6 separate regions of the Homo sapiens genome follow, and all the other regions are linked to region 6. A link is an interaction called in ENCODE POLR2A ChIA-PET data of the cell type or tissue named here. Cell type or tissue: CD4-positive, alpha-beta T cell. All regions are shown on one strand. Region 1 holds the start of LINC01891 (long intergenic non-protein coding RNA 1891). Region 2 overlaps LINC01891 (long intergenic non-protein coding RNA 1891). Region 3 has its middle 16 kb from the start of LINC01891. Region 4 has its middle 13 kb from the start of ARL4C. Region 5 has its middle 9.5 kb from the start of LINC01891. Region 6 overlaps LOC105373933 (a long non-coding RNA gene).

Region 1 (4,000 bases), 160 kb before region 6:
GCATATATCGAGATAGCTATTCAGAGAAGCTGCAGACACAGAAATAGCTCTAAAAAGCTGTCCTTTTGTAAAAGAAATTTACATCTATCTACATCAGTAAACCAAATGGCAGATGCAAGCCGAAGCTTTCTCTGAGGCCTTCTTATCAGCCTAAAGACAGGTCTAGGAAAGATCATATTAGCAACCCAGACAGAGTCCAGAGATTGAAAGAGAGTGTCCCCTTTTTTTTTCAGGGCTGCCACCTGAGAGACAACCTGCCTAACAAGACAACCTTTCATTTACAATATATTAAATATTTCCTCTCCTCACCTTCCATAACCTGTTGCCAACTGCCCCCTGCCAGAAGCCCCAAGCCCCCATTTCTTTCTGTAGCTTAAAATGCTACCTAAGCTTCAACCACCTGGCCCTTCTTTGAGTCTCATATTTTGTGGAACCCCTTTGCTTTATGCATGTAATAAATTTGTGTGCCTTTTCTCCTGTTAATCTGTCTACTGTAATGTTTATTTCAGAGACTCAAATCATCACACCTTCAGAGAGTGGAAGGAGAGTTCCCTTGACCCCTATACCAGCAGTCCTTGGCATTTCTTGGCTTGCAGCTGTATTGCTCCCCTCTCTGCCTCTGTCATCACATGGCTTTCTGTTCCATATTTCTGTGTTTCTGCGTTTCTATGTGTGTCTTCACATGGCCTCCTTAGAAGGACACCAGTCATTTAGATGGGGATCCACCCCAATCCAGTATGACCTCATCTTTGCTTGATTACATCTGCAAAGACCCTGTGTGCAAAGGCCAATTTCGAGGTCCCAGGTGGACATAAATTTTGAAGGAACATTATTCAACCTCGTAAAATGTTCGACACTCTCATAAGTGGGAGTTGAACAATGAGAACACATGAACACAGAGAGGGGAACATCACACCCCGGGGCCTGTCGGGGGGTGGGGGGCAAAGGGTGGGAGAGCATTAGGACAAATACCTAATGCATGTGGGGCTTAAAACCTAGATGACAGGTTGATAGGCACAGCAAACCACAATGGCACATGTATACCTATGTAACAAACCTGCACATTCTGCACAGGTATCCTAGAACCTAAAGTAAAATTTTTTTAAAAAAAAGTTCAACATTTCACTGTTTTTTTCTTTTTGTTTTGTTTTTTTTTAATAAGAGCTTTTATGGAACCAAAAAACCAAAGGAGGATGTCATTATAAATTAAGAATAGAGGGATCTCTCCTTGTGGTGCTGCACGAGAGCGGAGTATGAGTCTGCGGTTGAGGAAGTCATGGCAGGACAAGCATTTAGAAAGTTTCTTCTACTCTTTGACAGAGTATTTGTTGAAAGGATTGCCACCACAACTGTAACCAAAGGAGGCATTATGCTTCCAGAAAAATCTCAAGGAAAAGTATTGCAAGCAAAAGGAGTAGCTGTTGGATCAGGTTCTAAAGGAAAGGGTGGAGAGATTCAACCAGTTAGCATGAGAGTTGGAGATAAATTTCTTCTCCTAGAATATGGAGGCACCAGAGTAGTTCTAGATGACAAGGATTATTTCTTATTTAGAGACGGTGACATTCTGACTGGGCACTGTGGCTCACGCCTGTCATCCCAGCACTTTGGGAGGCCAAGGTGGGCGGATCACCTGAAGTCAAGAGTTTGAGCCCAGCCTGGCCAACATGGTGAAACCCCATCTTTACTAAAAATACAAAAATTAGCCGGGCGTGGTGGTGTGTGCCTATAACCCCACTACCCGGGAGGCTGAGACAGGAGAATGGCTTGAACCCAGGAGACGGAGGTTACAGTGAGCCAAGATCATGCCATTGCACTCCAGCCTGGGCGACAGAGTGAGACTCTTTCTCAAAATAATAAATACATAAAAAAGAGATGGTGCATTCTTGGGAAGTATGTAGACTGAAATAAGTTACTATTGAAATGACATCAACTTGAAGCTGCCCATTCCACTGAAGTTCTGAAATCTTTCATCATGTAAATAATTTCCAGATCTGTCTTTTTTAATAAACTAATGATAACTAATGACAAAAAGTAGAGAGCGTAGCTAAATCTATTCAGTCCATCCTCAATTCAAACTATCCCTCGTGCTTCTAGTTGTTCCTTTTGTCAATCTGTCCTGTTTTCATTACGTGTTGTTCTTCCTTACATTTTCTATTTCTTCTTTGAAATCGCTTTCATAACTTCAAACATACTTATTTTTTAATCTTTTAAGATAATTTTGTTACCTCAATATCTTGAATTGCTACAGGGGTATTATCAACCCAGGGCCAATTCATATGTTACAAGCTTAACTTAGAGTTTCCTGCCCCACGCAAGTAATTTAAATTCAGACTTTTTTTTTTTTTTCTTTTCTGAGACCTGGGTAGCAGCACGTCGATGGGTTGGTTTTGTTTCCTCTTCATTGAAGGTGGTGAGTTTCAAAGATATCAGCTTTATATAAAGCTCTCCGTTCCAACCCTACCCCAAACTTCCTCTCCTGTCTTCATGTGGATGCTAACTTAAAACTCTTATTTCTGGGTCAGATAACTCCCTGCTCTCAGCCCTGATGACTACACCTTTGACACACACTATATTGGTATGGCTTTTAATTTTCTCTTTGTTTCTAGCATTTGAGAATCTCTGTCTTTGTTAATTCAACTATGTATTTTTAAATAAACTTCATATTTTAGCTAACACTTGTAGATATTTGTAGCTGGGGAAAACTAACTTTAGTTGATTCTACTGAGTAGACAGGACTGGAAATCCATTCTCTGGGGTTTGTTAAAACCAAAGTAACTGGCTCTCCTGGATGCTAGCTCACTGTCCAAGTTGAATTTAGTGTCAATCATCCAGAAAATGTCCCGTTTTTCATGTGCGAAGTCTGCTTATAGTTAATAGACCAGCTTAGGTTCTTCATTTAGTTCAGTGAACTCTTCAAAATGTGGTTTCAATATTGAAATAAATGCATATCATTCTAATTTTACTCTTTTCTCTCTCTGCTAGGAAACTGGAGGGAGTAAATCCTACAGACAATAGACAAATGTTTGAAATACTTAGAACATGGTTTGTTTTTCTTTTTGTTTTTGTTCTGAAATGGAGTATTGCTCTGTTGCCCAGGCTGGAGTGCAGTGGTACGATCTTGGGTCGCCACAACCTCCACCTCCCAGGTTTCAGCAATTCTCCTGCCTCAGCCTCCCGAGTAGCTGGGACTACAGACACGTGCCACCATGCCTGGCTAATTTTTTGTATTTTTAGTAGAGACAGAGTTTCACTGTGTTGGCCAAGACAGTCTTGATCTTTTGACCTCATGATCTTCCCATCTTGGCCTCCCAAAGTGCTGGGATTACAGGCATGAGCCACTGTGCCCGGCCAGTTGTTTTAATTCTAGGTTCTGGATACATGGGAAGTGGAGGAAATGCTGGACAAGAAGGCACAGTTAGATGGTAGACCCACCTCTGTCAATAACCAGGCCCAGTTTTAACTCATTGTTTTTCAATTGTAAAATAAGAGTGTTGGACAAAATACCTTATAGGCTCCTTCTAGCTCTTAGGTGATTTATAAAGGTTTGGGGTGAGGGTAAACTGGGCGGTTAAAGTCTGTGTAATCTGAAAGCCATGCAGGGGCTCTGACGGGCTTACCCCTGTCCCTGCAGCCAAGTCCTGACGTGCTACTTTCCCAGGGCTTGGTTCTTGCCTGTTTCTCTTGAGGCTGCCTTGGCATTCACCCACGCTCTTGGTTGTTATTTTTTACTCTCTGCCCCTGTGAAAATACACCTGCTCTCGTGGCTTCACTGGCCACTTTCTCAATCCTGGCTGTCTTCTTTATGTTCTTGTTCCCTGTATCCTATGGGTCTGTTTCTTTCTGACTACTCACCATGAGGGCAAGAGATTCCAAATATCTACAAAATTCCTCACATTCCTGAAGAAACCCTCCCAGTCTTTCCCTAGTGTCCTGTCTCTGAGGATACCACCTTGCTTGGTGAGAACTTTCATAGATCTAGCCTCTTCATTTACCAACTCCT
Region 2 (4,000 bases), 150 kb before region 6:
TTGTTCATCATTTTGTGAAATGTGAAAACTAACATGATAAACAATGATTCATTTTAATGGACTGAAAAATAACTTGCATAGACACTGGAGGCCAAGAAAAGAAAAAAAAAAAAAGAAAGAAAAGAAAAAGCATTATCCTTTTATCCATTTAAAGAAAAAAAAGCAAAATACATCCTATTATCAGCTCTCAATAGATGAACAGGCACTAAGCAGAAGCTTCGGGAAGGCTGCTGTTTCAGAAAAACTTAACAGGTTTTTGAAAAGAAGAATTCCAACCCCCTGAACTCCCACCCTCTTGTGCACACAACTGGAAGAATGGCACACCCAGATCTGATGGTGATAACTTTTATTTGCAAAGAGATGGGTTAGGAACGGCCAGCGGTTGGGGGCAGATTGGAGATGGGAGGAGAGCTCATCAAAGGGCTTCAGTTAGTTGTAGGTAAACAGGCCTTGTCCCCTGACACTGTTCTTTTCCTTGCAACCCATCAAAAGATGTATCTGAATGGTGACTGGACCCAGGGGTGCTGGGGCGAGGGTGTCAGGAAGCCGCTTTCAGGAATCAGCCATCCTACTGCTCTTCCTGTAAGGATTTCTGTTGCTCTTTAAATCAGTAAGTGGAGACTAGGGCATTCTAATGTTGCAAACATTAAACAGTCAAGCTACCACTTAAATTTTCTGCTGCAAAAGAAATTTCAACCACTGACTAGTTAAGGGGAAGGATCTCCCCTACCCTATAATTCCCATGGCTAAAACGCTTGACATTTCTTATTTCAGACTGGAAGATTCTGTAGGCTGTCCGATTTAGGTAAATGGCGCTGTCTTTGGCTTTCGTTATGATGCTCAGAAGTGAGAGCTGCTGCAGTTTGACCCCCTCTCCCTGGCTGTGGGCTTTGCTGTGACACAAGGTAAAGTGAGGAGTCAGTGCTGCCCTGGGACCCAGCCCAAGCATATGGCTACACTGTGGCTTAGTGTCCGGGGGCTGCTTTAACAAATGACCGCAAACTGGGTGTCTTCAAACAACAGAAGCTCTTCTCCTGGAGTTCTGAAGGCCAGAAGTCCAAAATCAAGGTGTGGGCAGGCTAGGTTCCTTCCAAAAGCTCTGGGAGAATGTTCCGGCTCTCTCCTGGCTTCTGGCAGTGCCAGGATTCCTTGGCTGTCTTTGGTTCCTAGATGCTGCACTCCAGTCTCTGTCTCCGTGGTCACATGGTATCCTCTCCGTGCCTCCCTGCGGCTTCATGTGGTCTTCTTATAAGGACACCAGTCACTGGATTTAGGACCCACCCTAAATCCAGGAGGACTTCATCTATGAGAATGGCATACACAAAGAGCCTATTTCCAAATAAGTTCACATTCTGAGGTTCTGGGTGGACAGGTATTTGTTAGGACACTATTTAGCCTAGTCCATCCTCATTCTTCTACTCCAAGATGAAATTTTCCTAAACTTCTAATAGCTATTTTTATCACTGCAGATTTTATTACCTTGACAAAAAAAAAACAAAAAAAACTCCGCTAAACTTTTCACTGCTTTTGAAAAGCATTGCCTGTGGCTCAGGGAGAAAGCTAGAAGAACATGAAGCAAGCAGCTGCATGACACGTCCACGGGACAGGCCTGGGCATGGAGCGAGGGCTCCAGAGACAGGAGGGAAGGGAGAGCTGACCTCGCCTGCCTTCGGTGGAAGGAGGAGGTGGGAGGCACACAGGGAGTGCCCGGGAGCCAGGTAGGCCTGGACTTGGATCCTGGGGGGTGTGAGGAGACCGAGGCAACCAGAAGGCGTCTCAGAGACAAGACCAAGGGCAAACTACGTGGAAGCTCTCAAGGCCATGTGCCGCCAGGAGCGTCACCTTCCCAGGAGCGTCACTAGACTCTGCTCTGCAGGGCTTTGGTTTAGTGCAGGGGCAGAGGGCTGGGTGGAGACAGGAAGCTTCAGAGCCACTCCACACCCACAAGGCCAGCCTCACTTCCTCACTCCTGACCCGTAGCTTGAGGCTGCCGGATCATCAGCCCTTCTGGGCCAGCAGTGTGTCTTGCTCTGCCTTTGCAGCTGCGTAAAGAGCGTGAGAAGCCACAGTAAATGGTAACTTAAACAGAAAGAGGAAGTCCCGGAAGATGGGCATGCTCTTTAAAGGAACATGAAGGAAGAGCCCACATAACCCCTGACAAAGACTCTCTCCTTGACCAAACTTTAGTCAGACTCCTCCAAGCCCTCAACCTTGGTCCCTGTCCTTGCTGGGCCTGCAAAGCTCAGTTTCAACAGGGATCCTGCTGTCAGTTTATTGAGAACCCTTGATCCTCGATATCAGATCACCCTGGCCTACCTTCAACAAGAATCCTTGTTGAAACCTGGATCAGTTTAGCAAGAAGCCCGACCCTGAAATCATCTTCATCTGGTGAAACCCCTCAACCTGCTGTAAATATCCCCTTGTTCTTTTTTTTTCTTAATTTTAATTTTATAATTTTTTTGGTAAGGAGTCTCACTCTGTGACTAGGCTGGAGTGCAATGGTCCAATCTTGGCTCACTGCAACTTCCACTTCTTAGGTTCAAGTGATTCTTCTGCCTCAGCCTCCCTAGTAGCTGGGACTACTACAAGCACCTGCCACCACCCCTGGCTAATTTTGTATTTTTGGTAGAGACGGTGTTTTGCCATGTTGGCCAGGCTGGTCTTGAACTCCTGACCTCAAGTGATCCGCCCGCCTCAGCCTCCCAAAGTGCTGGGATTACAGGTTTCAGCCACCATGTCTGGTGCCTTGTTCTTGTATTGGGAGTTGAGCCTGATCTCTCTGCCCTGTTGTGACACTGTGGACACCAATTGCAATTGTCCTGAATAAAGTCTTACCATTTTAGAAAGTATCGACCGGGCGCGGTGGCTCATGCCTGTAATCCCAGCACTCTGGAAGGCCAAGGTGGGCGGATCACCTGAGGTCAGAAGTTCAAGACCAGCCTGGCCATGGTGAAACCCCATCTCTACTAAAAATACAAAAAATTAGCCGGGCGTGGTGGTGCGCACCTGTAATCTCAGCTACTTGGGAGGCTGAGGAGGCAGGAGAATTGCTTGAACCTGGGAGGTGGAGGTTGCAGTGAGCCAGGATCATGCCATTGCACTCCAGCCTGGGCAACAAGGGCAAAACTCCGTCTTGAAAAAATAAAAAATAAAAAATAAAAGTATCAGAATAATTTTTTGTTTTACACCCTCCCCAGCCCCACCCCCTGTCAGGGAACATTTAAGTACAGAACTTAGAACTCCATACTAGACAAGCCTTCTCTTCCGTATAGAGAACTTCTGTCCTTGGCCACACTCTGGTGAGGTCTGTAAGTCCTGCCCCCGTTCCCGGACCCGCAGCCTTCTGTGGAAAGCCCCCACTCGTAGGTCGCCACAGCAGAAGCAATGGAGGAAGGAAGCCTGGCTGGCTGGTTCAGCACGTGGTCGACTGAGGTCTCATTTCCTTTTCATTTTCTTTCCAGTGCTCCTTTCAAAATCATATCTCTCTCCTTTAGAACACAACTTCTTTTTTTAACCCTAAGTCTAACGTGGAAAGAATTTGTTTAGTTTGCAGTGGTGCTGTGGCATGAACCTTCTGTGGGGTGATTCACATACCCCGGGCTGCTGACTTGCATGGGGCAGGGACAGGGAATGTTAGCTGGGGGAGCTTGCTTGCATGTTTTCATCGTAATGAGATGTAATAAAAAGGCAATATATCAGAATGTAAACTCTCAATATCAGTCTTTAATTCAGCAGTTTTTTTCTATAATAAAGTATATCCATGTTTGTTAACAGGAGGAGGTGGAAAAACATAAAGCACGTGCAAGTAAATGTTTAAATTACAGGTGAAACCACCTAGAGAAGCACTGCCCTAACATGCTTAAGGATGCTTGAGAAAGCCCTGAGCCTACAAAAAGGCGTAAGACCGTGGCAAGAATGAAGGAGTCAAGCAATGTGAAAAGCTCCTGAAGCCCAAGGTTCTCTTCCCCAGTTTTGAGTCATCTTAATATAGAGGACTGGG
Region 3 (4,000 bases), 150 kb before region 6:
GGCATAGGGAGAGGGTGGTGTCGAGGATAAATGTGGGCCTGTGACTTACACTCTGGAAAGACAGCAGTGCCATTGCTGAGATAGTATGCATGGGTGGATGCCATGATTCTACAGGTTGTCACGTCACAACCACTTTCGCTCAGAAATAAGCCGGGCAGTGCTGCAGGCTTAAGGGTGTTGGAATTTGTCTGGTTGGTCAACTAAGCAACGGGCTGCCCACCAGCATCAGTAAAGACAAGCACCATCTATAACCTTGGGCAGTCCTACCAGCCCTAGTGTGTCATGTGGTCACCCAGGCTCCCTGCCGACTATGGCCACCGTTCCCTGGCCACCTCCTCACATAGGAAACACATGTTGGTCTCATGAGAATTGTATCCCCAAGCACCATTTCCTCTTGGGCTCATGTGGCCTGCACACCCATCCCTCCTGTCCATGCTGATGGTGGGAAGACGCTAGCGAGGATAATCCCATAGCAAGAATCTGAGAGAGCCCAGGTGGGCACAGAGGGACAGTGACAGAGCCTCCGAAAAGGAGGAGAACAGGGGAAAGGGAATTATTTTTGCAGGCAAGGGAACAACAGCACAGATTTTGACCTACTCAATTACACTCCAGAGTGTGCACTTGCTTCCTGCCCAGCCACATTCTCCTGGTAGACACCTGATCCCCCTGTGACTTCGCTGCTGAAAACTTTTCTTTCAGATCCCCTTTGGCCATTGTCTGGGTGCTCCCAAGAGTCTTCCCTTCAATCCTACTGGGGGTCCCCAGCACCCTGGGCCAGGCCTCTCCCCATATTACCAAAAAGGGTTCAAACTGTTCCCATGAAGCCAACTCTTCATATGGATGGGATGGGATCCCTCGTTACTGAAGAATCACCAAGTCAAGTGAAGCATGAGCTGTTCCCCTTGACCTTGTCTTCTAATTGATCATCGGTTTTTCTTATCAGTTTGTGAGATCTCCTTGTACAATAGGCATATGAATATTTTTGTCTGACATGTGCTGAAAATATTTTTCCAATTTATCACTTTTCATTTGATTAGGTGTATGGTATCTTTCCCTAGGTTATATATATATATATATATATATGATAGATACAAATGACAAATACATGAATATAATTGCACATACACAGTGATTTCCTGTCAAGAGTAATATAGTCTCCCCATGTATAGTTTTCCTTGTCTCTAATTTTATTAAATTGTGTTTACATTTAGATCTTGGATTATTCAAAACATCGCACTATTTCTTCAATCACTCCCAAAGACAATTTATAAAAAACTTAACAGAATCTGATATTTCTAAAATAAATCACTCCAGACCAGTATCTTTTCTCTCCACCCCTCACCGAGACGGAGTTTTGCTCTTGTTGCCCAGGCTAGAGTACAATGGCACGATCTTGGCTCACCGCAACCTCCACCTCCCGGATTCAGGCGATTCTCCTGTCTCAGCCTCCTGAGCAGCTGGGACTACAGGCGCCCGCCACCCCACCCAGCTAATTTTTGCATTTTTAGTAGAGGCGGGGTTTCACCATTTTGGTCAAGCTGGTCTTGAACTCCTGACCTCAGGTGATCCACCCGCCTTGACCTCCCAAAGTGCTGGGATTACAGGCATGAGCCACCACGCCTGCCCTCCAGACCAGTATCTTATGTGAAAATATTTTATTGTATTCTAAGAAAACAAGATTGAGAGCAGAATTGAAATTCTACCCCGCCTGCCCCCGCCCCCCGCAGGCTGACTTCTCCAGCACAGCCCCTCACCTCCATTTCCTCTCCTACCAAAAACATTAGTCTTTCTTCTATCCCTAGACCAGCCCTGGGTGGAAAGACTTATTCGGATCTAAATTTTGAGCTTCCTGTTTCTTGCGGAGTTGATTTACGTTTCACTTTTCTGTTCTAAAAGCATTATCTATTCATTGTAGAAAACAAAAGTGTTATAAATAGTAAAGCCTCCACAAGCGGACATTGTTGGAGGTCTCAGCATCTGACTCTCGCCTCCATCTCCAGAGCCATGTCTTTCCCCGTAGCTGCTATCCAGGGATGGGCCCCCAGCCCGCCGAGAGCCAGGAGACCAACGGTAGCCTTACCTGTGGGGAGAGGCAGCCCACTATCCTTCCAGTCCCTGAAAGCTACTGAAGGGAACTCTGCTGCTCTGGCGGTGGGGGGTAGGCAGCCTTCAGCAGAGGAGGCAGGGCAGCACCCAAGGCCCTGGAGGGGGAACCCAGAGATGCCCTTCAGGACATGTTGTCCCAGACCTGAGTGTCTGATCTGCTAATGCTGTTATGCAGAAGGTTGGGATGAAACGCCCCACTTGCCCCACTCACTGGAGCCACATAAACCACCTGAGCTGGAGCGGGTGTCTTAGTCGGGCCTGCCAGGTGGCTGGAGGATGTGGGAGAGGAGGCCTGCTTCTCGTCCAATTCTCCTCTTCTTTGTCCAGAAATAGGCACACAATGAGGAAGGCGTCTGATTCCAGATGGCAATTGTCCCAGAAAAGCAGGTGCCCTGCACCAGTGTGGACATGCATGCGCATTAATCTAGCCATTTCCATTCAGGGTGCCCACGCCTTACTTCAGAAGGGGGCTCAGTTCATGAAAGGTGGAAGGAACCCAGGAGCGGGAGAAAAGAGTGCTGATGAAAATGGTCTTTGTTCTAAAGAAAATCCCCAAGGGAAGCATCGTTTGGTCGCTTGGTTTTGAATGGATGGAGCACAAAGCAAAGCCTCAGATGTGGTCAGTTGGGAAGGGAAGCACTCAAGCTGAGACAAGCCACTGCAAGAAAGCAAGTGGAGGGGCAGGTTTTCTTCTGCCCTCTCTTCTTCAACCCAAGAAGAGCTACCACATATTCACTGAGTACCACCCTGTGCAGGGAGCAAGGGCTGGGTGGTGGGAGCCTGCAGCCAAAGGACACGGGCATCCTAGGGACAGAGAAAACAGTGCCAACCAGGGATCCCTGTCTACAGCGTGGGAGATGAGGAGCAGAGCTGCTTATGGTCCTGAAAGAAATGGGTCTGAAGCAGAAGAAGAACACTTCTTAGGGTGGCCACTGCAGCCCGTTTGAGGGTCTTTCCCAGCCTGTGAATGCAGACAGATCAGGAGAATTTATAGGAACCAAATACGGGGGACACCACTCTCCCCTGCTCTCTCTTCCACCAAGAGAAGCAGTGCCATGGTGCCTGTGGTTATGCATGCTTGAAGGTCCTCACTTGGTCTGCTTCTTGCACTCTCTGCTGGTGGTGTTCCCTCGGGTACCATGAGCAGGGGCACCCACAGGGAGAAGAGGCCAGGGTGAGGCTCAGAGCCAAGGCTGATGCCTATGAAGGGAGGCAGCTGAGTTGGAGGCCACAGCGTGGATGGTCCCTGTCACTGGGGAGGGACAGCATGTGGAGCTTTCAGCTTCTCCCAGGGTGGGTGGTATCACTCAAGGAGGAACCAACAAACCCCACTCTTTCCCTTTCCCTCTCTCTTGACTTCCCTCCATCTTTCTTACCTTTCTTCCCCCCGCAAACCTTTATTGAGCACCTACTATATACCAGGGGTGATTCTAGGAGCCGGGGAAAAAGCAGTAAACAAAACAAATGCTTGTCTTTGTGGTACTTATACTCAGATGGAGGACAGGTCAAAGAAATACTTTGATGTTAGAGTTCAAGACAGTGCACTGCTTGACAAAGAAAGAAGCAAGTCAAGGAGAGAGAGGGCAGGTGGAACCCGCCACAAAGTGGCCTCTGTGTGGAGGGATGTGGAGCGACTGCACCGTCCCACTCGGTGTCCGTGTGGGGTCTGGGGCTCAGGACAGCCAGCACAGGGACTCCAGGGCTCCCCCATACACTGTGTGGTGCCTAAGGGTTCCAGTGGGGCAGCCCAAGTGTGTGCACTGACCTGGGCCAACATGCAGGGCCCTGTTATGCAAGGGAGAAGGAGCAGGGACTCGGGGGGAGCGGCGCCACAGGCATTCTGGTGTGGTTTCTCCAGACCCGCCTGCCTGGGAGGAACCTGATTCTGCAGCTC
Region 4 (4,000 bases), 190 kb before region 6:
TAGCCTCACTACAGAAATACAGAAACAGGCTTGGAGGTGCTGGGTGCCTTGCCAGGGTCACAGTGCTACTATGCAGAGTGAGGATTTGAACCCAGGCAGTCTGACCTCAGAGCCTGTGCACCTGCCATGAGGCAGCTCTACACAGCCCTGAGCTGGAAACTTGCACATGGCAGGTACCCCAGGATATCTGTCTCATGAATGGACTCCTAATTGGTGCAGCATCCACCACCATTGCAGCTGAGAAGGACCGCACAGGGATCTCTGAACCAGCGCCTTTCAAATCTGATGGGCATACTTACTGCCTGCCTGGGGATTCCGTTGCATCGCGCATCCTGACTTGGTGGGGCTGGGGTATGTCATGAGATTCTGCTTTTCTAGTAAGTTCCCAGTGAGGCTGATGCTGCTGTTCCCTGAATGCAAGCATCAGAGCATTCATTCATTTGTTGGGACCTTGGCTTTGTATCATGCCAGCACCCCAGAAAATTTCGTGCCTCAGCCATGTTTCTCTGGTCCCTTTAAAGCAGTGGCTGTCAACCATGGGTGATTTTGTCCTCCAGGTGCAATGGCAATGTCCTGAGACATGCTTGGGTGTCACCATTAAGGGGAGGGGGCTACAGGCATCAGGTGGGTAGAGGCCAGGATGCCACTGAACATCTTACCATGCCTGGGACAGCTCCCCAGACAATGATCTGGCCCAGAATGTCAATAGCACTGAGGTTGAGGAAGCCTGCAAGAGGTCCTTGCACTGGCAGTTCCCTCTCCCTAGGACACTTGTCCCCCAAGGGACTGCCTGGCTCCATCCTTCCTTTCCTTCAGGTCTTTGCTCCAACATCCCCTTCTGGGTCCAGCCTTGCCCAGCCTCATTTTAAATTGTAACTCCCATCCCTCACTGTCTCTCCCCTCCCTGCATCATTTTTCTCCATGGCACATAATTCCACTGACATAATACGCATTTTCCTCAATGATTTGTTCATTGTCTGTCTCTCCTATGTGTTAGTTTCCACTGCTCCTGAAAAAAATGGCCACAAACTTAGTGGCCCCAAATAACACAAATGCATTCTTTTACAGTTCTAGGGATCAGAAGGCCTCAAATCCAGGTGTCAGCAGAGGTTGCTCCTTCTGCAGCCCCAGGGGAGAGTCTGTTCCTCGCCTTCTCCAGCTTCTAGAGGCTGCCCATGTTCCTTGACTCATGGCCTCCCTTTTATTAGGTTGGTGCAAAAGTAATTGCCGTTACTAATGGTAAAAAATGCAATTATTTTTGCACCAACCTAATATCTTCAAAGCCAGCCGCACAGCACCTTCAAATCTCTCTCTGACTCTGGTCTTTCTCTTATAAGAACCCTTATGAAGACACCGGGCCCACCCAAATAATCCAGGACAAACTCCCCACCTCAAGGTCCTCAGCTTAATCACATCCACAGCGTTCTTTATGCCGTGTGGGGTAACATATTCACAGGTTTCAGCAATTAGGACATGAGCATTTGGGGGACCATTATTCTGCCCACCACACCCTCCTAGAATGAAAGCACCACGGAGGCAGAGAGTTTTATCCAACGTGTTGATTTCTAAATCCCCAGAGCCTAGCACAGGGCCTGATACTTAGGAATACCTAAATACCATTTAGTGTTTATTGGATGATGAATAACCCTTGGTTTTCAGAAGAAATAATCAGGAAACTGGAAGCAACAGAAGACACCCTCCCCATTGAAAATATGGCTCACCTGTAAGAGTCAAACTGTAATGTCGATTTGTCACGGATGAGTATCGGTATATAAGAAGGAAACTTAAAGAGACAGCCTACTGTCCTGGCCAGAGTTAGATCTGGACAAAGCAGTTAGTGGATCCACATAAGGATGGTGTCCACCCACAGGGCCCAGGCCAGCCAACAAGGCGTGGAAAACAGGAGACCCCAAGAGACGCTGGCAGCAGAGACCTCACTCTTTCAACAGCCAGTGTGGCCACTGATGGCTGCCATGGTTTTCCTACGTGGGGTGGAGAGCCTGGACAGCAGACACAAATAAATGCCCCCTTGGCAGGTACAACTCTAACGGCAAATTAACCCGTTTACATTTTGGTTTGTGAGTTGGTGTGTTAGTTTCCCAGGGCTGCCATGGCAACACACCACAAACAGAGGGGCTTTGGCAACAGAACTGTGTTGTCATCTAGTTGTGGAGGCTGAAAGCCTGAGACCGAGGTGTCAGCAGGGTTGGTTCCTTCTGAGGCCACCAGGGTGTGTGTTCCAGGCTTCTCCCCCAGCTTCTGGTGGTTTGCTGGCAATCTTTGGTTTTCCTGTTTGCGGCAGCATCACCCCAACCCTCACATGACATTCTCCCTGTGTGCAGGTCTCTGTGTCCAAATTTCACCTTTTTGTGAGGACATGATCATGTTGGAATAGGGCTCACCTAGTGACCCCATCTAAACTTGATCATCTGCAAATACTCTATTTCCAAATAAGGTCTCATTCACGGTACGAGGAGTTAAGACTTCAATATCTTTTGCAGGGGATGCCATTCAACCATAACTCATGATTTCTGTGAATTGAGACGTCGTGAATCTGAATCTCCAAGTTTAATTAGCTTCAAGACACCAGGAAACCACAAACTATGGGGAAGTCCTCACAGAAGGCACTGGGGACAGCTGCCTATTCACTGATTACACCTGGCCCTGTACCCACTTCCCATTCAGCCTCCTACGTTCACAGGGAGCTCTTATCTTGTTAATATTACATAAGTTTTATAGCTGAGTTTCAGGGTAAAAATCCGTGCTAAAATGCTATATTGGCTGGGAGCGGTGGCTCATGCCTATAATCCCAGCACTTTGGGAGGCCGAGGCAGGTGGATCACCAGAGGTCAAGAGTTTGAGACCAGCCTGGCCAACATGGCAAAACCCTGTCTCTAATAAAAATACAAAAATTAGCCAGACATGGTGGTGCATGCCTGTAATCCCAGCTACCCGGAAGACTGAGGCAGGAGAATCACTTGAACCTGGGAGGTGGAGGTTGCAGTGAGCCAAGATCGCGCCATTACACTCCAGCCTGGGTGACAGAGTGAGACTCTGTCTGAAAAAAAAAAAAAAAAAAAAAAAAAAAAAAAAAAAACTATCTTGAGATGTAACATATTGGCATAAATATTTGAATGCAGAAAAATAAGCCTGCTATGCCAGGAGTGAGGTAAGTCAAATCCCACAGTGAGGAGACAACTCAGAGATATGCATGTCACCATGCTTAGATGGATTTTTACTTAGAATGAGAAATGTGGTATGAATTAACAAAAATGCCAAAAGAGACAGTGTAACCTCAGAGCAGGTGGCAGTTTTGGAATCAGGCCTGTGTACATTCAAACTGTAGCTCAGGTTCATAACTACCATGTGACCCTGGGTAATTTTCTTAACTTTTCAGAGTCCACATCCATAGAAGATGCTAAATAAATGAACAATATTTTCATTCAATTCCTGTCACTTATTAGCTGTGTGACCCTGAGTAAATTGTCACACACTCACTCAGCCTGTTTCCCTATATTTAAATTGGTGCATAAGACCTACCTCACAGAGCTGCAAGTACTAAGAATAACCTATCATGAGACACAGATGCTCCTGAAGGAACCGTGTATGTGACATTTGTGACAGCCCCTAAACCTTGGTGGGATGTTAATTCTTCAACAAGATTGGAGAATCTGCTCCAAAATAAGTGCAAATAAGATTCTACTATTTTATATGGAAATACTAAAACTGAGACATGGAGATCACTTCTCTTGTTAGTAATGTTAGTGAATATAACTTTTTTTTTTTTGAAATGGAGTTTCGCTCTTGTTGCCCAGGCTGGAGTGCACTGGCGCGATCTTGGCTCACTGCAACCTCCACCTCCAGAGTTCAAGTGATTCTCCTGCCTCAGCCTCCCAAGTAATTGGGGTTACAGGCATGCGCCACCACACCCTGCTAATTTTGTATTCTTAGTAGAGACAGAGTTTCTCCATGTTGTCAGGCTGGTCTCAAACTCCCTACC
Region 5 (4,000 bases), 170 kb before region 6:
GTCCTCAGGGATCCCTCTCTCAGGCTCTCAAGCAGCCTCAACTTGCTAACAGAAGCCCCCCAACCCTCCCCACCATTCCCACCCTGGCATGTCCCCCGACATCGTGTACCCCTCTCTCTCAGCGCCTTCCCAGCTTCCTCTTATTGTTACTTGTAGGATTGTTTGGCTGCCATCTGTCTCTCAGAGCAGGCTTGGAAGGGCCACGTGAGCGAGGATGGTGTCTGCTGTGTCACTCAGTGTCCTAGCTTCTCACACTGTGCCTGACTCCCCAGGGATGGGAGGCATGAATGAATGAGTTTTGTCAGGTCACAAGTGAGGAAACAGAGCAGGAGAGGACGAGGTCACTCATCGTGGGCCACACAGCCAGGGAGTCGATAGAATAATAACCATGGCATGCCTTGGGTGCCGAGTGTGTGCCAGGTACTGTGCTAATTAATGAGCTTGTATTGTCCCAGTTGATCCTCACAATGACCTCAGTGTAGGTACATAGTATCATTATCCTCCTATGTTTACAGCTGAGGAAACCGAGGCTCAGAGAATGTGGCAGTTGCTAGCCGTGCCCCATCCACATCTACTTGGCTTGCCCAGAGCCGCCTGCTGACTGGGGACAGTTTCCTGTGTCACTTTTTGCCTCAGGATGTCCTCCGGCCCTGGGAGCAGACTCAACCCACACCAGGGCAGGACAGGGTTCCAGGAGCAGCTCTCAGTCATTGAGCGGGACTGGGGGGCGGGGGGTTGAGGAATACAGGGCATTTGTGCCCTGCAGCAGGACAATTCTAAGGGTCCCTAGAAGGCCTGAGCCCCACTGCCCACAGTGGCCACCTACTCATAGCTTATTCCTTTTTAGCTTCCTGCCCTGACGAATGTCCCCACACCCTCACAGTGCTTCCTGGAATTACTTCCAAAATAAATGCCTTGTGCCCCAAACCCTGGGAATCCAAACTAACACAGTGACTTTCCCAAGGGCACACACCAGCAAGTGCCGAGGCCAGGTCCAGATGCAAACACCTTCTTCACCTTCCAGGCAAACTGGCACCTGCAACCTGGCTCCAGCACTGCTGGGCAGTGAGTGAGATACATCCCTGGATAAGTAGGTCACCACTGGTCTGCAGAAAAATAGCCCCCTAGAGGGGTTCCTGTCACAGGCCCTAAAATCTCTGTGTGTGTTACATTACATGGAAAGGGAAATTGATGCTGTGGATAAAATTAAAGCTACTAATTGACTTTAAAACAGAGAGATTATTCTGAATTGTCCAAATGGGCCCAATGTTTAAGGATCCTACAAGGATTAGAGGGCAGCAGAACTGGAGAGGGAGAGAGGGCTCTGGAAGGAAGGCAGGGGAAGGCACCATCGCTGGCTTTGAAGGTGGAAGAGGGGCCCCGAGTCAAAATAGATGGGTGGTTCCTAGAAGCTGGAAAAGATAAGGAAACAGCTTCTCCCCTGCATTCTTCAGAAAGAACACAGGCCTGCTGACACCTCAATTCTAGCTCAGCGACACCTGCGTTGGACTTTTAATAGATTCGGGTTGTTTAAGCCACTGATGTGATGGTTTGTTACAGCAGCCAAAGAAAACTCATGCAGCCACTTCAAGAAGTTAGCACCTCATCTCCGACTGTGTTTCAGGGACGTGGCTGATTCACTTTTATGATTGTGACTTATATGTCAATTATACCGCAGAAGATCTTGGAGCTGTTTGTGCAGACTGGGTGGATTAATTTTGTTCTGAAAACGTACACCTTGCGCTTTTAAGCATTTTCAAGCCAGGCTCTTAGAATGCTTTGCAGACACCAGCAGAAGAGAGCTGCGCGTGATGACCTGAGGGCTGCATTTGCCTGGGTCTGGTTTGATGAGCCTGGTGTATCGCTTCCATCCGTTCTGCTCATAGAAACCACAGAGATATCACTGCTGTGATATCATCAGTTCTCAACTGCACGGTGGAAATGCACGTGAATAATAAGCCTCCCGTGCCGCAGAACGGCTCCCACCTGCGCCTTTGGCAAACATTCGGAGCACAGTAAACAATGACGAGAAGGGGAAAGAGAAAGCAAGTGATTACTCATCAAGGAGCAGATTTTTAATAATACTTTAGGAGAATTTTTCCTAGAAGACAGTGGCTAATGTGAACACGTATTTGCCTAGACCATTTGGGGACCTGATAAGTGATACTTTTGAGTAGTAAACTTAAAAAATTCAACCGAAATGGAGAATGCCTTACCCAACACAAGGAAGCCTAAGGGAGTTAGAAATGAGTGCAGACAGGTTGAGCCCAAGCATATCTTCTCAGGGAAACACCGAGGTGGCATAAGTAGGCCCGTGGTTCCAAGAGGCTGAGAAAAGCCAGTGTCATAATGAATTGATGTCCCTCCCTCAGCTCCTTCCAGGAGCAAGGGGAAGTCAGACATTGTCAGAGGGAAGCCTCGTATGTGATGGGGTCAGGGAGAGTCTGAAGAAAGGACTGCCCGGACTATCTCATTGGAAAGCAATTCCTTAGGAACAGATTTCACTCAATGAAATACAATTTTAGGCCAGGCGCGGTGGCTCAGGCCTGTAATCCCAGCAGTTTGGGAGACCAAAGCGGGCGGACCACGAGGTCAGGAGTTCGAGAAACTCCTCGAGCGGTGGGGAAGTTGAGGAATACAGGGAATCTGTGCCCTGCAGCAGGACAATTCTGAGGGTCCCTATCAGGCCTGAAACCCCGTCACTACTAAAAATACAAAAATTAGCTGGGCTTGGTGGTACACACCGGTAGTCCCAGCTACTCGGGAGGCTGAGGCAGGAGAATCACTTGAACCCAGGAGGCAGAGGTTGCAGTGAGCCGAGATCATGCCACTGCACTCCAGCCCAGGCAACAGAGCGAGATTCAGTCTCAAAAAAAAAAAAAAAAAGAAAAAAGAAAAGAAACACAATTTTAAAGATCTGCCACCATGTTCCAAGCACTGTACTTGGTATTTGGAGTAGAAGGATGTACCAGGAACAGGCTCCAATGCCCTGAGAGCCTGGAGGCTGCTGTGGGCAGAAAAACAAATCAATTCCAAAACCTTGTAATGTGTGCAGCCTCTGAAAATGGACAGAGGTATGAAAGGAGCTCAGAGTATGGCATTGTTCGATTTGGGCACCCTGTAAAGCCCTCAGGAGGAGGTGTCATTGGAACTGCTGGCCAGAGGAAACACCAGCCCACGGCCACATCTGGCTGGCATCACCATCTCTCCTCTTCCCATGCATCCGTTCCTTTGATGGTGTTATTCACTGTGTGTCTTTCTGCTAGCCTGTGTCTCTTTTTCACCTTGAGCAATGCAGCTGCCTTTCATCTTCTCCAGGTCATTGGGCTAGAGTTCAGGGTTATCAGATGACCTGTAAATAAAAGTTTACTGCCCCACCTTGAGCAACCAGAGTGATGTCTGCAGAGCATTCTTAAGTTGGAAGATTGCGTAGGCCCAGGGAATGCTCTCCAGGGCACACCAGAAGGACCAGTTGGAAATGGCAACTATTGAACCCTGGGCAGTGGGGTAGGGGGGCAGTAGTGGAAGCCTGGAAGGCTGTCCAGGGGAAAGCTGCTGACTGAAGTGGGAGAAACATGCTCCTATGATCTGTGGAAAGAGTTCACTCATAAGGACGGATGCAGCCACAGGGGCTGTAGCCAAGTCTTGCTGTGAGGCCACACCCATCTGGCTAAGATTTCACCTACTGTGGCCCTAAGAGGATCACAGCCCAAAGTGGTAAGGTTGAGTGAAAGTGTGAATGTTGCAATCATCAGAACTTTGGAGATGAGGTGGGGACGTGGGTTTGTCGGCCAACGGCATATCCATGAAGATGACTGGTTGAGTTTGGGGGCCGACTTGCTCCAGAGTGTGCAATGTGCTGCCTGGAGAAGCCGGCTGGTAGCCAGGCTGGGCCCTACCTGGGGAAGCAATTGGGGTCAAGAATGTGACCCTCTTCCCTGAAGGCTCAGGAACTCTGTCGTTTTAGGGACAAGAACTGATCAAGACTATAATGCCGATG
Region 6 (4,000 bases):
GCAACTCTGTCTCAAAAAAAAAAAAAAGGAAATGACAATTTAGTCAACCTTCCTAAGACTCAAAGAAAAACAAAGGTGAAGAAAATATACCAAATTTTGCCTCTTCAACTAGTAATTAATGCTAGCTATTATGAAGATGTGGTAGGAAAGCCATACATTTTCATATCTAATGATTTGGGAAAATAAAATTTTACAATCCATTTGAAAATCCATTTGGCAGCTTGTGTCAAATGCTTAAAACATTTTAATATACTTTAAGTGGAAACAACCACAAAAGTTTAAATTGTATATGTAATCAACGTAGAGTAAATAAAAGTACTGGGAAAAGGGAAGAAAATATTAATATGCCCAAACCTTGCAATATTACACGCTGGATATTTGGTGTTTTCTTTTCCATATTTTTTTTCTAATTTTTAAATTTTTTACAATGACTTTTATTTTCAGCAAAAAAAAAAAAAAAAGATTAATAACACAAAGTGCTAAGTGGATTCCACGCACCACTCCAAAGAAATCACTGTTGCTACATTGTCACAGCATCACAGGCATTAAGATACAATGCTGAAACAAACAAACATATCACTTTGTTCATAATAGAATGACAGCACATTAATCCAATCAATAGATAGTTATTTGGTGATCTCCATGCAATCTCCCACTAAATGGAATTTTCTATATTTTATTCAACAGAAGAGGTCATGTTTAGACTTAAAGGTTAATGAGTAGGGCTTCTTCAGGCAGAAAGGCAAGAGGAGCCCTCCCAACCCAGCCCCCAACTCATCCCCTGGCACAGGAGGACCATGCACCTGGACAGGAAGCCTGGGCCAGCTGTGTGGGCAGAGAAGAAGGTGGATGAATGAGGAGGTACACAGGAAGGTAGGGGATGGATGACTAAGAGCCACAGAGGAGCTCAGAACTGCCCCCTGTGGAAGTCGGGGGCGTGAGTGATAGAAACTCGGGAAGGATTTTGACCCTAAACCTGACATAATTAGCAGTGTCTGTTGAGGAAGGATCAGCAATGCAGAGAATAAACTGAGGGGTGGGGAAAGACTGTACAGAGGGCGACTCCTCTGGAAGATGATGAAATTCTAAACAAGGGCAATTATAGTTGAGACAAAACCAATAATGGATTAGAATTTCAGCTCCCCAGAGGGCTTTCTGGGGGGGCCATTCCTGTTTTCCCCTAAAGAAAATAGTGGGCCAATAGTAGTATATAAATATTTGTTGAATGAATGAATCAGGAAAAAGATACACTATATTTCTTTCTTTCTTTTTTTTTTTAAAGACAGTTTTAGCTCTTGTTGCTCAGGCTGGAGTTCGGTGGTATGATCTCAGCTAACTGCAACCTCTGCCTCTCGGGTTCAAGTGATTCTCCTGCCTCAGCCTCCTGAGTAACTGGGATTACAGGCACCCACCACCATGCCTGGCTAATTTTTTTTGTATTTTTAGTAGAGATGAGGTTTCACCCTGTTGATCAGGCTGATCTTGAACTCCTGATCTCAGGTGATCCACCTGCCTCGGCCTCCCAAAGTGCTGGAATTACAGGCATGATACACTATATTTCTTATAATGTAATGCTGGAAGGGCCTGATGAGTTCCTGAATGTAAAAGGTAGTGATGGAGGATTTCAGAAAGGCCACAAACAATAATTCCTCAAAACAATGACATCTCAATCAGTAAATTCATCCAGTGTTGCCTCATACATTTCTTTAAATATTACTGCATTGCAGTGATTCTGGTTATAACTCTACAGGCCATCAAAATATTTTCAAAGGCCACTGTTTTTCTTGTAAATGTGAACATACGCATTGTATAGAATAAACTCCTTGCTAGGATTAATAAAAAAGCTTTTTTTTTTTCCTGTTTGGTTTTCTTGTAATTTTAGTTTTTTTTTTTTAATACAGAAGTGTTACATTTTTATCCAAACATGACAAAGTATCTCTTTGATATCTGATACTTCCTCAAAACTGAACCATTGTTTCAATGTCAATTTCCTCATGCAAAGTGTTATCACTGGGGGAAACTGGGTGAAGAGTACACAGAATATAATATTTCTTACAACTGCAGGTGAATCTACAAGATCTCAAAATAAAAAGCTATTTTAAAAGCCTGAATGATTCACCTTCCTCACTGATGATCTTTCACACTGTTATGTCAAAAGGAAATCTTGGATTTACATACAGCCCCTGGAGATGGTTCATTGTCTTGTCATTTCTTTTTCATTGAGCCCAGAGGAGAAGATTGTTGCTATGCTGTTGTCATTGCAGCTTTTCTTTTTTTCAGTTGCATTTCCAAAGTAAATATCTCTCTTATTTGCAGCCTCTAAATTGCAAGATTGTCGCCATGGTTATTCTTGCTGCTCCTCTGAGCTTTATCACTTCCTCTCCGGATGCGGTTTGTTCTGCTTGTAGGTTTGCCTTCGCCTCAAAGGAGCGAAAAATGAATCATTTCAGAGTGCTCTGTGCACCAACATAGTGCGATGTTGTCTACCTTTATATGATTCAGTCGAAACGACATGGAAAAGTTCCTGGTTTAATTGATATGGTCCTCTGATTGTTGTTGACAACTACAGATACACTGTCCTAGCCATGTGGATGGCAAAAGCAGCCCCATATATGTCATCTGGGGTGGCGTTCAGGTGGTGAAGATGGGAATTGGTTGTGCAGACAAAAGTTTTGCCTGAGTCTCTTCCTGTCCTTTGCTCTCCTCTTGTTGATTCTGCGAGGATGTCTCTGGTCTTGAGGCATCCTGTGGCTCATATGGTCACCTGTGGCCCTCCAGACTTTATCACCACCAGGCTCATTCCAGAGGCCAAAATGCCAGTGGTTAGAGGGTGTCTGCATCTGACCTGCAGGAGGTGAGATACTCTTGGCTGGGTGTGTCTGGTTGCACGAACACCCTATAGTCCATTGCCCTGTTTATGTGTTTTCTGTCACTGTTGCAGCCACATCCTTCCTGGGAACTGTAGCACAGCCTCCCAGCTGACGCCCCTGAGTGCCCTTTGGCCCTTCTCCAATCCATTCTCCACAGGCAGCTGGAGCAATCACTTTAAAATGCACAATTGATTACATCACACCCTTGCTTACTGCCTTTAGTGACTCCCACATACCTAAAAATAAATCGAACTATGGCACGTGCTCCCCTGTCCCCTCCACCACACATGCCTGCCAGCTAATGGTCCCATCTCTGCAGGACACCCTCCAGCTGTGTGCATCAGGCACATGCAGGCCAGGGCCCCTTCAGAACAACTGTGCAGCAGCCATAGGCGCAGCATGGAGCCCAGGGATTCAGAAATGGGGAGGAGTTGAGCTTGGTGTCCTTGCCAGTGTCCTATGAGTTTAGGAGTGTGATATTATGAGATAAATATTTGGCCTTTGAATCCATTTCCTGACATACACCTCCTAAAATCCTTAGAATCTCCAAAGTGATGTACTTTTGAATGCTGATGAGTTGGCTGATGGCTGGCAGCCCCTAGGTAGCTTCAGGGTGAGGCTGGTCATTGGAAAGACCAAGGCAGGATTAGAGGGTTGAGATTTTCAGCCCCACCCTGAACTCCAGGGAGGGGAGAAAAGCTGAAGGTTAAGTTGACCATCAATGGCCAATCCTGCCTATGTCACAAAGCTTCCATGAAAACCCAAAAGGACACAGTTCTAAGAATTTCTAGGTAGCTGAACCCATGGAGGTTCCCGGAGAGAGTCACACTCAGGGAGAGCATGGAAGCTCCGCACCCCTTCCCCTATACCTCGCCTATCCATCTCTTCATCTGTATCCTTTGTAACATCCTTTATGGTAAACCTAAGGGTTTCCCCGAGTTCTGCGAGCCACCCTAGCAAATTAATAAAGAGGGGGTCTTTATCAATTTATAGCTGGTTGTCAGAAGTTCCCGAGGCCTGTACTAGTGAGTGATGTCTGAAGGTCAGGGGTGGTCTTGGGGGACTAAGCCCCCAACCCCTGGGATCTGACGCTGTCTCCAGGTAGAGAGTGTCAGAACTTAACTGGAGGA

What was found. ChIA-PET counts read pairs that join two places held together with the same protein. Peaks named below come from ENCODE experiments on the same cell type or tissue, not always from the same donor. Only the 100,000 strongest peaks of a DNase experiment are listed, where the experiment ranks them.
Region 1: POLR2A ChIA-PET joins it to region 6 with 10 read pairs; 9 of 35 experiments call an interaction of 5 or more read pairs at or near these places.
Region 2: POLR2A ChIA-PET joins it to region 6 with 23 read pairs; 9 of 35 experiments call an interaction of 5 or more read pairs at or near these places.
Region 3: POLR2A ChIA-PET joins it to region 6 with 14 read pairs; 14 of 35 experiments call an interaction of 5 or more read pairs at or near these places.
Region 4: POLR2A ChIA-PET joins it to region 6 with 32 read pairs; 19 of 35 experiments call an interaction of 5 or more read pairs at or near these places.
Region 5: POLR2A ChIA-PET joins it to region 6 with 35 read pairs; 9 of 35 experiments call an interaction of 5 or more read pairs at or near these places.

Annotation. Positions count from the first base shown.
Region 1 is chr2:234,453,060-234,457,059 of GRCh38, reverse strand. It overlaps LINC01891 (long intergenic non-protein coding RNA 1891), which reads left to right and starts at 2,465. Exons shown (of 3, transcript NR_146988.1): 1 at 2,465-2,575. It also overlaps the pseudogene HSPE1P9. In CD4-positive, alpha-beta T cell, no CTCF peak of the experiment used is centred here; DNase peaks (open chromatin) are centred at 2,419 and 3,639; H3K4me3 peaks cover 1,953 bases; H3K27ac peaks cover 2,672 bases.
Region 2 is chr2:234,444,560-234,448,559 of GRCh38, reverse strand. It overlaps LINC01891 (long intergenic non-protein coding RNA 1891), which reads left to right. Exons shown (of 3, transcript NR_146988.1): 3 at 3,825-3,970. Among named protein-coding and RNA genes, the nearest start is that of LINC01891, 8.0 kb to the left of the region's middle. RefSeq lists an enhancer at 2,134-2,183. In CD4-positive, alpha-beta T cell, no CTCF peak of the experiment used is centred here; DNase peaks (open chromatin) are centred at 1,939 and 3,349; H3K4me3 peaks cover 438 bases; H3K27ac peaks cover 2,961 bases.
Region 3 is chr2:234,436,596-234,440,595 of GRCh38, reverse strand. No RefSeq gene overlaps it. Among named protein-coding and RNA genes, the nearest start is that of LINC01891, 16 kb to the left of the region's middle. In CD4-positive, alpha-beta T cell, no CTCF peak of the experiment used is centred here; no DNase peak of the experiment used is centred here; H3K4me3 peaks cover 328 bases; H3K27ac peaks cover 1,328 bases.
Region 4 is chr2:234,482,299-234,486,298 of GRCh38, reverse strand. No RefSeq gene overlaps it. Among named protein-coding and RNA genes, the nearest start is that of ARL4C, 13 kb to the left of the region's middle. In CD4-positive, alpha-beta T cell, a CTCF peak has its summit at 2,239; DNase peaks (open chromatin) are centred at 2,198 and 2,618; H3K4me3 peaks cover 828 bases; H3K27ac peaks cover 2,300 bases.
Region 5 is chr2:234,462,098-234,466,097 of GRCh38, reverse strand. No RefSeq gene overlaps it. Among named protein-coding and RNA genes, the nearest start is that of LINC01891, 9.5 kb to the right of the region's middle. In CD4-positive, alpha-beta T cell, no CTCF peak of the experiment used is centred here; DNase peaks (open chromatin) are centred at 1,897 and 3,656; H3K4me3 peaks cover 1,228 bases; H3K27ac peaks cover 3,782 bases.
Region 6 is chr2:234,291,048-234,295,047 of GRCh38, reverse strand. All of the region lies in intron 2 of LOC105373933 (a long non-coding RNA gene), which reads left to right. Among named protein-coding and RNA genes, the nearest start is that of LINC01891, 160 kb to the left of the region's middle. In CD4-positive, alpha-beta T cell, no CTCF peak of the experiment used is centred here; DNase peaks (open chromatin) are centred at 867, 2,387 and 3,007; H3K4me3 peaks cover 1,071 bases; H3K27ac peaks cover 3,960 bases.